3 separate regions of the Homo sapiens genome follow, and all the other regions are linked to region 3. Evidence: chromatin contacts called from ENCODE Hi-C or POLR2A ChIA-PET data. All regions are on one chromosome and are shown on one strand. The core of a region is the stretch at or near the end of the contact, and the rest is flanking DNA. Distances in the headings are between cores, read along the strand shown. Region 1 has its middle 21 kb from the start of LINC01991. Region 2 overlaps LOC107986166 (a long non-coding RNA gene). Region 3 has its middle 54 kb from the start of BCL6.

Region 1 (3,821 bases), core at 373-2,872, 150 kb after region 3:
GGCACCATTAGCTCAACCCCTCATCACCTCTCAGAAGATTGGACTCCAGTTCTGAGTCCATCCCCTCGCCGTCAGTCCTCCCTGGAGTCCATTTGCACTCCAGGCTAAATTAGCATCTCAAAAGCCATCTTCTCATTATGTCACTGTCCTCCTCAAAAGCTGCCAGGCTCCTTGCAGTCTGCAGACAAAGTTGAACTTCTCACTGGTCTTCAAGTCCCACTGGCTTTAACTCCCACAGATTCCCTACCCAATCAAAATTATGATGTACCCACTCTAATCAGTCATTCTTACCCTCCACTAAGAATATCTCACATCCATACCTCTATGGAAATCACAGGCTCTAATCATTTACTCTCTGGGTGGCCTTGGAAAAGCAATTTATCACCTCTGAGCCTCAATTTCCTCATCTACAAAATGATGCTATCTAACAGGGGAGGATTTCCATGAAGAGGAACTGAGATAATATACAAGGGCATAGCACAGTACCTCAAACATAGTGAGAGAACAACAAAAGTTAGCTTTAATCATAATCATCAAAATAATAATGACATTGATAATTGTCATTGATAATTGGTCTAGCTCATGTCATCTCTTCCATGAAGCCTTCTCTGATCTTCAATCTGAGTGTGATTCCTCCTTCTTTTGAAGTCACCCTATACTTGTAGGGCCATCCCCATATGCTACAGGGTATCACAGTGACTTCTCCACTTATCCTGTCTCCTTCTTTATCTGCCTGTGGGTCATTTGCCTCATCTAAAACTGAATCCTGGCACTTGGTAAAGCTTTATTTCATGTGGATGTTTCTCTGGATTCTGCAGGCAGGGCCAGAAAATGTCAATGGTGATTGTGAACTGTTCTGGAAGAATAGGGTTTCCCTTCAGAAATAAAAGAGTACCTCACTGTGGTACCTCTCTGCCTGTGTGGACACACAACACAACCCAGCCCAGTCTGGGCCACCAGAGGAACCAGCTGGTCGAGCTTTGTGAACTTTGTCTTCATGCCCCGACACCCTACTTCCCAAAGCCTGGACCGGTAAAGTTCTTTTCACCAGAAAGGACAAGGGCAAGTGAGTGCAAGAGAGAAAGTGGCACATTTATCACTGAGAACCTGCTTGGGAAATGGGGGAAAGGGGAAGGGAAGAGATCTTATTTTCTAAGACTTGAGAAGGGAAAATGGAAGTGGGAGGGAAATCATCTGTGGCTTATGTTCTCTAAAGTTCAAAGGGAACTTGCTGCCCCATACATGATGTTGATTAGGGAAAGTATCATCTAGTTACACTGAACCCCACAGATTGGTAAGCATGAACTCAGAAGGGTCCCAGCTTTCTGATTCATCTGATCCACAAGCCTTGGTCAGCAAGCACGCAGTTGCTTTTGCTTTAAGATGACCTTATTTGAAATTCCTTATGTAGCTGTCACTGCCAGCACTAAAGCCTGGTCATTTACAGTAGCTGTCCTTTCTGAATTTAAATCTGATAAAACAGGCTGCGCCTGCCCCACACCTCCTAGGGGTCTAGATCTGAAAGGAGCCCCAGGGATCATCCCATCTAGTCTAACCCTGGCCCAGAGAGGAAGGGTCACACCACCAGGCAGTGCTGAAGCCAGGCCTGCAACACACTTTCCACTACCCCAAGATGCCCCCACTGGCTGTTCAATTTAAGGACATAACCCGTGAAGAAAGGAGATTGTGAAATGCTTCCACTAGAAGCCCAAGGGTGGCTGAAAGCCCAGATGCTTCTCTCTTAACCCTCCTAACCTAGTCCCAGTTCAGCAGTTTGCTTCCCACTGTTTCATGTTAACCCTTTTTCTCCATGAGGCCAAGGCTTGTCTTCCAATGAGCAGCTCCTTACAATAACTAAGCCGGCTTCTGCTTGTACCTTCCCAGACACCTCCACTGGCAAAACCTTTCCATTGAGCAATCTTCTTGTGAAAACTGACTCTTCTTTGCCCTTTACAATTACTCAGCAACTCTGCAAAACAGTAACCCAACTGTTTATTTTGATTTCAAGCTTGGGGTTAAAGGGCTAGCTTTGTCATTTTTTTTTTTTTATTCCCCTTGAGGAAGTTACTAGAGACCTCAGGGATTTCTTGTCTTTGACTCTTGACTACCAGCTTGACATGCCTCCATCTTCCACTAGCCCCCAGTCTGTGCCAGGTGACACAGAAGTTTCCAGGAAGGAAAGGGGATACTCCTCCAGAGGAAAGATACTTCCTAAATGGAGAGCTGGCATTCACTCAACCTTCCCTCCAACCACCCATCCCCAAGGCACCAACCTGCCCATGTTTTCAATGCATCTGCCAGGCTGCATCACTATCTCCCATGTTTGTTCTGTAGTTTCAGAGTTTACAAAGCACTCTAACCTCCCTCAATTCAGGGGATGTTCAGGACCTCCTGAAGGGTAGGCCACACAGGTTTGCATATTAGAGAGGAGATAATCATATATGTTTATGCTTATATCTGGGACTAACCTAATCAAGGTTAGAAATTATAGTCAGCCTCTTGACTCCACGTTCAGTGTTCCTTATAATCTTTCTTCTGCCAGCTACTCCCGTTATTTTCCATCTTGCATACCCAGCTAAAAAGAGTTTTCTAGAATACCATTCTTCTTCGCCTGCTCTCCCATTCACAAACTTTCAGCAACTCCTAAATGCCCATAGGATAAAATTCCAATGACTCTGCTTGTCTTTTAAGGCCCTCCACAGTATGACTCCATAATATCTCCCTAACATTATTTCCACCATGTCAGCATGGTGAAGCTATGTGAATTTCCCACAATGTCTAATGCACTTTTTAAACCTCTGGACCTTAACTTTTTTGTTTGTTTGTTTTTTGCTTTTTGTTTTTTGAGATGGAGTCTCGCTCTGTCACTCAGGTTGGAGTGCAGTGGCATGATCTCGGCTCACTGCAACCTCCACCTCCCGGGTTCAAGCGATTCTTCTGCCTCAGCCTCCCAAGTAGCTGGGACTGAGGCACGCACCACCACGCCCAGCTAATTTTTGTATTTTTAGTAGAGATGGGGTTTCACCATATTGGCCAGGCTGGTCTCAAACTCTTGACCTCGTGATCCACCTGCCTCGGCCTCTCAAAGTGCTGGGATTACAGGCATGAGCCACTACACTTGGCCTGGACCTTATCATGTTGCTTCCCCACACCACCCCACAGATCCATCTTCAAGGTGCTTCTTCAATAATGGCACCCATTGCTAGAATATCTCTGGATGCTCCCAGCACACAGTGAGCTCTCTCTTCTTAAATTCCATAGCTTGTGTAAACCATAATACTCTCTAGGCCTAGAGAGCAAATGTGCATCAGGCAGAAGTTAAGGCTAGCCTTTACCTGTCATCTCCCACCTCAGCTCAGAAAAGGGTCTCCCACCTCAACTCACATGCATCTGCTGGTGGTTATTTACTAAATATCAGGTTCAAAAATAGTTTAGGGTAGGGCTTGCCTTCTCATGGTTAGACAAATAAGAGAAACAGAAGAAAAAAATATTGGATCAAAGGTATAAAATTTCTATTTCATCATCAAAATACTAATTGTACCCTACTTTATCATAGAAGGAGGAGGAAGGGTGGGAAGAAAAAGGAAGACATCTAGAGGGATGGCTCAAGTTTAGAGCAAAGGTAACTGATTCCCATCTGTGGTTCTTCAAGGCCCCGGAAAGAACACACCCAGTGCTTTGGGTTTAACAGCGATGACCTTGAGCCATTTCACTTGGAGTCTCAGATTTCTGGAAAATGTGGGTAATTTTCTCTGCCCAGCCCATCTCACTGGATAATAGCTGTGAAAGTGCTTTGTAAGTGTAAATGCAAGAACTATGTG
Region 2 (3,986 bases), core at 1,331-3,830, 190 kb after region 3:
ACATTCTTTCCAGGGTTTTCTTTCCTTGGGAAGTAGAGATGGAACATGTATGCCAAACAAGACAGTGGGATGGTTCCAACCAAAGACTCTTTGTCTACTAGATTTCTAGTTATGAATGAGCGGGGGAGGTTGAATTTGCTTATTATTAAAACCTCTCCACATACTGGAATTTTAAAATCTAGCATACATACAGAGCTGAGATCGAAAATCTGGTGTGAGATCAATGCTTCTAACCAATTGAGGACCTGAACTCAATCCATTTCTTTAACAACCAGGTGGTTCAACTATAAGTGATACTCTTCTCCCATCTTGAGCTGAATCACATGCGTTCTGGAGTGGCCAAAGAAGAGCAGGAAGAATTGAAAGTGATAGAAATAACCAGTTGATGTTTATTGAACATTGAGTGTCACCCTGTAAAAAATACTATGACATTTGTAATTCAGTTTAGTTTTAAATGCCCTGATATGGTCAATATACTAAACTTTGATTTTACAGATAAATCAAAGTTCAGAGATACTCACTGGCTTCCTAAAGACTTGTAGCTTCTTTTGCTCCTTTGACTCTTTTTATTCTTACCTCCCTGCAGGTTTCTGTGTCCACCCTGGAAAAAATTCTTGAGCTAGAAAGAAATCAGAGCTAGGGTTCTAAGAGAACATATCTGGAGAAATTCTGGGCTCTGATATCTCAAGGCTTGGAGGGAATAAGCAAAGAGAAGGCCACCCAGGAAGCAGAGGGACTGGGCCTTGAGTTTTCTGATAAAGGATTGGGAGAACAGTGGAATTCCGCACTTAGTATCTTCTCTAACAACTTTTGAGCATCTTTTTAAATCTCTCCAAGGTTATTTAGACAATAAGAAATTTCTAAAGAAAAGGTAGATGGTGAGGAATAAGGCTTCAACTGTTGACTTAAAAGTGTTAAGTGTTCCTTCATAATTTACCTGGCTTGTTAATGGCAGAGACAGTAACTAACAGGGTTACAGAAAGGGAGATGTCACAATGGTGTGGTTACCCTTCATGTTCTTCATGGGTTAAAGAACAGGGGTTGTCTCTACTCCCTACTGCATGAGCTACTGAACTTTGAATGGAGTGGAGAAAGAAAAAACAAAAAACTATCTGTCTCATGTTTCTTCCATAGTCAATTGATATCCTAACATCTCAAAGTTCAGTGTGAAACAAATACCAGAATGAATTCCATAGCTAGCTGTAGAATAATGATGACAAGACTATTTCCATATTATGGCTGAGGAATTTTAAGTATTATGAAAGTCAATGGGTTGCCCATTCTTTCTTTCAATAAATATTCATTAAGCTCCTCCTATATACCCAGAACTGGATACCAAGGCAAACAAAGCAGGCATAAAGCTTATTGGCTACTGAGCGAACAGTCATAAAATAAAAAATAAGCACAGAAATATATCTAAAATCACAAATTATGATTTGTGATGAGAGAAAAAGTATACGATAGTGTAAAGAAACATAACAGAAGGGATGGCATAACCTACATGGTGGGTCCGATCCGTCCTTTCTGAAGGAGTGATCCTTATGCTGTGAGCCAGAAAAAAAAAGCGAGAGGCAAGCAGGCATCAAGACCAGCCTGAAGGCCCCAAGACTGGAAAGTGGGTGGCCAGTATAGAAGAGGAAGGACAAAAGAGGGGGTCAAGGGGAAAGGCAAGGGCAGACTATGTGACCTTCTAAGCCATGGCAAGAACTTTGAACTTGATTCTAAGTACAGTGAGAAGCCATGGAAGAGTTTTTGTTTGTTTGTTTGTTTGTTTTGTTTTTTTGAGAAGGAGTTTCGCTCTTGTCACCAGGCTGGAGTGCAGTGGTGCTATCTCGGCTCACTGCAACCTCCGCCTCCCAGGTTCAAGTGATTCTTCTGCCTCAGCCTCCCAAGTAGCTGGGACTACAGGCGCCAGCCACCACACCTGGCTAATTTTTTATTTATTTTTTATTTTTTTGTATTTTTAGTAGAGACGGGGTTTCACCATGTTGGCCAGGATGGTCTCGATCTCTTGATCTTGTGATCCACCCACCTCGGCCTCCCAAAGTGCTGGGATTATACACATGAGCCACTGAGCCCGGCCCATCAAAGAGTTTTAAACAGGGAAGAGTTGTGATCTAATTAACATTTTAAAAAATGTATCCCACTAATTGTGGAAATGGATTGGACAAGGGTGAGAGACTATTTACTGAAGTTACTGTAAAAGATGATTGAATAGAGTCTAGGGAGGTTTAAATCCCAGTTACCATAACTCAAACCACAAAGGCCTGTTTCTAAAAAAAATCATTACTTGTGATTTATAATCTAAAAAAACAGTATGCCATTTTATTAAGCAGAGTCATATTTTTTCAAATGTCTTATCAACTAAGATGACCCAAAGTCATGGGGGTTGGTTCAGGGCAATGCAATTTCTAGCTGGCATTCCTGGCCATCGTTTTCTACTTTCCAGGTTTTCCAAGAATAGTGGTTGAGAGGGGTAGTCAAAATTGGGGAATAAATATATAGGTCATTTGTATCTGATTCTCCCACCCAGCCTCAACCTCACTACACAGCAACAGCAACAAATGTCAGTGGCAGGAAGTACACAACAAGAAGAATTAACCACAATTTTTTTAATCCAAACTTACAAACATAGTCAGTCACACATACACATACAGTTGGTTTGAAGTGGAGTGAGGGGCGGTAGCCAGCCTTCTTACTTTTTAACCAATAGGATCTCATGTTAGCCATCAAAGCAACAGACTTTCAGTCAGTTGACCTTTCATGATAGAGGGTTTTGTGGGGAGAAGAGAGAGAAAGGAGAGAAAAAAAATTGAGGTTTTTGCATCATTTGTCATTCTAATAGTTGAAGACTGAATCAGTCTTATGTTGCAGACACATTAATTTGATTAAGATACAATCCATGGGTCATTCAGGCATGTAAAGTACTCTTGCTTAATTGCAAAATTAACAATAGAATAGGATAAATCATTACCAAACTGGAGGTTGTTCTGGGACTCATGGACTTTTTCCCTCACTCAATTCATTTTCTCCATCTAAAGTTCTTTTTGACACTTTGTTAAAGGAAAAATCGGGGCTAAGGCAACAGTAAGTGGCAAACCAACATTCAATTCTCAAGGCATTAGTTGAGGGACCTCATGCTCTCTCAGAACAGGAAATGCCGGTAGACCCATCTTACAAAAAGGATCGAAGAGTCCCTTCAGCTCCAAAGAGTTCATAACCATCTCATGATTCACAGAACTGTAGGAAGTTATCCAATGCCTCAAGACATCCACTCTGAAACCTGAAGCCTAAGATCCTAGTTTCCATTTTTATTATATAACTCCTTGTCTGCCATCTCATTTCTTTTCAGGAGCAGCCTAATTTTCAGGCCCTGAGCAACTTTTAGTCAAAAAATATCTACTATATTCCAGGCACTGTGGTAAGTGATAAAAATATAAAAACAAAGACTGTTCCTGGATCTCAACAAGCATTTCCTCTAGCTTGTCACTGAATTCCCTCCCTTCTGTGACTTCATGAGAGACACCTGGCTACAGCTTGGTGCCCACTGATGTGCTGTAACAGAAGCATGCACAGCACTATGGCAACACACAAAAGAAAATTAATCAAAGAGTAGGTGTGATTTCAGTTGGCCTAAAATTGAATTAGGAGGAGTTGACCATTCAGAGGAGAGAAGAGAGAATTCCCAGCAGAGGGAACAGCATGAATCAAGGTGGGGAAGTGCAGGGATGCAGGGGTTATGTGGTCATTACCCCTGCAAGAAGCAACCAGGTGCTTTCACTTATGTTGACAGGAAGTATCAGTGACCAAACATACAATCCAAATCTGGGAGAGTTAAGCACGAATCCCAGCAATATAGAGAAAGGAATTCTAGACTGGAATTCAGGAGACCCATTGTTCTTCTATCTAGAATATCATGTGACCCTGAGCTGGTGGCCATTTCATCTGAGCCTCAGTATCTTCATCTGCAAGATGGAAGTAAACAT
Region 3 (3,847 bases), core at 1,196-3,695:
CCTTTTTTTTTTTTTTTTTTGAGACAGAGTCTTGCTCTGTCGCTCAGTCTGGAGTGCAGTGGTGCCATCTCGGCTCACTGTGACCTCTAACTCCCGGGTTCAAGTGATTCTTCTGCCTCAGCCTCCTGTGTAGCTGGGATTACAAGCATGTACCACTGCACCTAGCTAATATTTTTGTATTTTGAGTAGAGACGAGGTATCACCATGTTGGCCATGCTGGTCTTGAACTCCTGATATCAAGTGATCCGCCTTCCTTGGCCTCCCAAAGTGCTGGGATTACAGGCATGAGCCACTGCGTCCAGCCCGATACCTACTCTATCTCTGTTGATCCTCGCCCTTCCATGCCCACTCCACTGCACTTCTTCCAGACTTAACAGTTCTCACTTGAGCTATTGCAAAAAATTCCTAAGAGGTCTCCTAGCCTTAACACTCTTTGTTTCCTATCCACTATACTTACTATGTCTGAAGTTATCTACAATTTCTTATTTTTATCCACATTTTCTGAAGTTTTGTTGAATGACAGGCACTGTGCTGGGCTCTTAAGGAGCTCAGAGTCAAGAGAGGAAGACAGGCATTAATAGACGAGCACAAGATGGTGGAGGAATGATCAGGGTGTTAGGTTTCCTCTTTTCTTCTCTTAAAGCCTTGCTCCTTAATGGTTTCCTCTTTCAGGCTTTTAGTGTCTCACTCATCACATCCTCTTACAGTTTGTTCTCTACCTTGTTCTTGACCAGATGGAGCAACTTGATAGCAGGAATCTCATCAATTCAAGCCATCCTTGTACTCAGAAACATGAGTGCCTCCCTTTTGCTCTCAGAGGGAAGTCCAAACATTGCACTGGGCATTTCAAACCCTTAAAAATTTGATGCTGTTTTCCAATTAACTCTGCTAATAATCCCATACTGAATTCCACCCGTATCTCAAACCCTCTTCTCTCACACCTATTCTACCTCTAAAATCTCACCCTTCAGCGACACAAAGGCTTAGCCACACCCAGTGCTCTCACATTCACTGCCTTTTGTGGGGTAAGCCATTTCCTCTTCTGGGCATGCCCAATACACTTTTTTCCCCTCCTCCTCTGCCTGAAAGACTTGCCTCAAAGATCCTATCCTCTTTTCGTGCTCTAGCTTAAATTCTATCCTTTCTAAGAACCTTTGCCGATAATCAGCTCCACCATGCAGAACTAATGTTCATCTGCTCCTCAATACTTTTTATAATAAATGTTCTAACATTCTCCCTCCACACCTCCCTGCAAGTTGAGGGAGCCAGCTCTGGCCTTGGCCAGCCCAGAAAGGGTCTCCCACAGTGCAGTGGCGGGCTAAAGGGCTCCTCAAGTGCCGCCAAAGTGGGAGCCCAGGCAGAGGAGGCGCCGAGAGTGAGCGAGGGCTGTGAGGGCTGCCAGCGCGCTGTCACCTCTCAACATGTCGTGGTCTATCTTTTGCAGAGGTTTTGTGAACGTTTCTACTTGCTATATTATGAGCTCTGTGGGAGAAGTGCCCATGTCACTTGAATTTTTGGATCCTCTGCAGCACAGAGAGCTTAGTGCCTGACACTTAGGCTAACTCTGTACTGAGCAATTGCCATATGCCAGGTACTGCACAGGCTGTGCGATACTTCATCCTCACAACGGATGATGAAACTGGGCTCAGAGAGTCTAAGTAAACTACTCAAGGCACCAGCAGGTGATACAATCTAGTTTTAAACAAGGGTGCCTCTTAATGAACAGCCTACACCACTTTCCCACAAGGGGCCACAATGCATGCTGAATGGTTTTGTAACCATTTGGAGAAGAGGTTGAAGATGTACTGAACAAGCATTTTCTGATTACCTAGGGAGATTTCTAAAGGTTTTTTTTTTGAGAGTTGGCGTTTGCTTTTATCCCCAAAAACTGAATAGGAATTTGACCAAGAAAAAAAGGTAAGGATATTCTAGTAAGAGAATAAAATTTGAGCTCAGTCTTCCATAGAGTGTAAGGGATTTTTTTTTAAGGGGTAGATGAGAACTATTTACTGATTAATTTCCCCAGTCAGACTGTCAGCAATAGAGGGAAGAAAGCATCTGGGTCTTGCTCAGGGCTGTTTCTCTGTTGCCTATGGCAGAGCCTAATACAGAGCACATGTTGGATAAATATTTTGTCAAAATTAACCTATTCAATAAATACTATCTAAGCAATTCTTGCATGCATATCTTTTAAATTCACTCTTGGCCTGGAATGCTAAACCCTAATTGTCTTAATGAAGGCTTTAAAAGCCCAAACCAAAACTTTTAGACCCTGAAAGTGAAACCTCCAGTCCCTAGAAAGTTCACTGACCAACCCAGTTTCACTGACTGGCTGAGTGAAAAACAAACATTAAACCAACAGAACAAGCTATGAAAATCAAATAAGAAAAAAAAGAAAAAGATTGAAGTTCCAAGAAACTTAGATATTTTCAGTAATGTGCCTTCTGCAAGGAAACTTGAGGGCTTCAATGACGTCAGTTTCATTTCCAGTAGAGAGCTTTTACCTTTTATCTCTTCAAAAAGAGACTAAAAGCCCCTCTGTCCAGCAGCTAGCTGTGTCGTGGGTGTGGGTCTAAAGACATCAAGGGAACTGAGGCAGAATCAACGAGGTTCTTCTCACATTGCATTGGGTTTTTTCACATGTCTTCGTATTTTTTTTTTTCACATCTCCTCATTTTTGTGTGAGAATAAGCTGTAAGCAAGTCTGTGTCAGTGAGCATATTCAGATCACAACATTTATTGAATCAGTGAGTCAGAAAATGGCTCAAAGCTTAGCATGATGAAGTAGAAAATGCATTCTCCTTAGGGCAGGAGAATGGGCCTGTTCTTTCTCCATCATTTATTAGCTGGGTGACCTTGAACAGTCACCTCTTTTCTCTGGGCCTCAGTTTCCCCTTCCAGCTATGACATATTTAGCAGATCCTCCTTATGATAGGAGAAAAATATGCTTGCAAAACATCTATAGTCGGTTTTAGAAATGAGACATTATGAAAAGCTTTCTAAGTGCATGGTGATCTGGGAATTGGAGGTAGGGTTTTTGTTTTGTTTTGTTTTTTGTTTTTCCTCCAACACAGTTTCCCCACCTTGGCACTCTAGACATTTTGGCCTGAATAATTCTTTGTTATTGGGGGTGGGGGTGGTGGCTGCCTTGTGCATTGTAGGATGTTTTGTAAAATCTCTAACCTTTAGTCACTAAATACTAGGGACACCCACTCCCTTCTGTCCAGTTGTGACAACACAAAATGTCTCCAGACATTGTTAAATGTCCACCAGGGGCAAAATTGCCCCCAGTTGAGAAACAGCACCTCTGTTGCATTTTCAACTAAAATTGATGGATTCCTTAAAAGAATGTAGCTGAGACTGGACTTCAGAAGGTATAGTAACCAAACAAAGAGGCTCCCTCCATTTCTGTTGACCTAAAGATGTGGTGTCCCTGGGCGCTCAAGAAAGTTAGAAGTGCATGAAGTCTGGAGGCAGGAAACCACCATCTGAGTTCCTGCATTATCTTTGACGGCCTGTGTGAACTTCATCATGTTGCTTGACCTCTCTGAGCCTCAGGGACCCCATGAATCCAGAGGAAGTAATTCCTCTCCTCCATGAGCCTTCTTTGTGCCATATCCCCTCTTGCACACACACATCACCACAAGGTTGTTAGGAGACCAAAAGTAATTTACGTGAAAGACACTGTAAGCTAAAAGGCACAGAACAAACATGTGGTATCGCTCTGAAGATTTTTCTTTTTCCTGAGAGACCAAAGAAAAGGAACTTTTATTCCAGGATAATTTTTCTGTCAGTCGTGGTGATGGTGACATCGCAGATGCCACCACAGCAGTATTCAAAACAAACA

The links. A loop is a pair of places that touch in the nucleus more often than their neighbours do. ChIA-PET counts read pairs that join two places held with the same protein, here RNA polymerase II (POLR2A). Pooled maps may share reads with other maps.
Region 1: a map of right lobe of liver shows a loop between it and region 3 (2.5-fold over the local background). The contact joins two enhancer-like sites. A Hi-C loop is called at or near these places in 2 of 168 maps with a recorded cell type or tissue (ovary and right lobe of liver) and 1 of 50 pooled maps. POLR2A ChIA-PET finds 5 or more read pairs at or near these places in 3 of 52 experiments (T-cell, activated naive CD4-positive, alpha-beta T cell and activated naive CD8-positive, alpha-beta T cell).
Region 2: a pooled map shows a loop between it and region 3 (3-fold over the local background). The contact joins two enhancer-like sites. A Hi-C loop is called at or near these places in 1 of 168 maps with a recorded cell type or tissue (naive thymus-derived CD4-positive, alpha-beta T cell), 1 of 37 single-sample maps with no recorded cell type and 5 of 50 pooled maps. POLR2A ChIA-PET finds 5 or more read pairs at or near these places in 7 of 52 experiments (Caco-2, K562, activated CD4-positive, alpha-beta T cell and 4 more).

Annotation. Positions count from the first base shown.
Region 1 is chr3:187,953,532-187,957,352 of GRCh38, forward strand. No RefSeq gene overlaps it. Among named protein-coding and RNA genes, the nearest start is that of LINC01991, 21 kb to the right of the region's middle. Within about 2 kb of position 1,623, at least 14 of the 41 ENCODE cell types and tissues checked have a DNase peak (open chromatin) inside an H3K27ac peak, as active enhancers do.
Region 2 is chr3:187,991,676-187,995,661 of GRCh38, forward strand. LOC107986166 (a long non-coding RNA gene) reads right to left here. Exons shown (of 5, transcript XR_001741061.2): 5 at 2,598-3,986. Among named protein-coding and RNA genes, the nearest start is that of LINC01991, 17 kb to the left of the region's middle. Within about 2 kb of position 2,581, at least 2 of the 41 ENCODE cell types and tissues checked have a DNase peak (open chromatin) inside an H3K27ac peak, as active enhancers do.
Region 3 is chr3:187,797,711-187,801,557 of GRCh38, forward strand. No RefSeq gene overlaps it. Among named protein-coding and RNA genes, the nearest start is that of BCL6, 54 kb to the left of the region's middle. Within about 2 kb of position 2,446, at least 3 of the 41 ENCODE cell types and tissues checked have a DNase peak (open chromatin) inside an H3K27ac peak, as active enhancers do.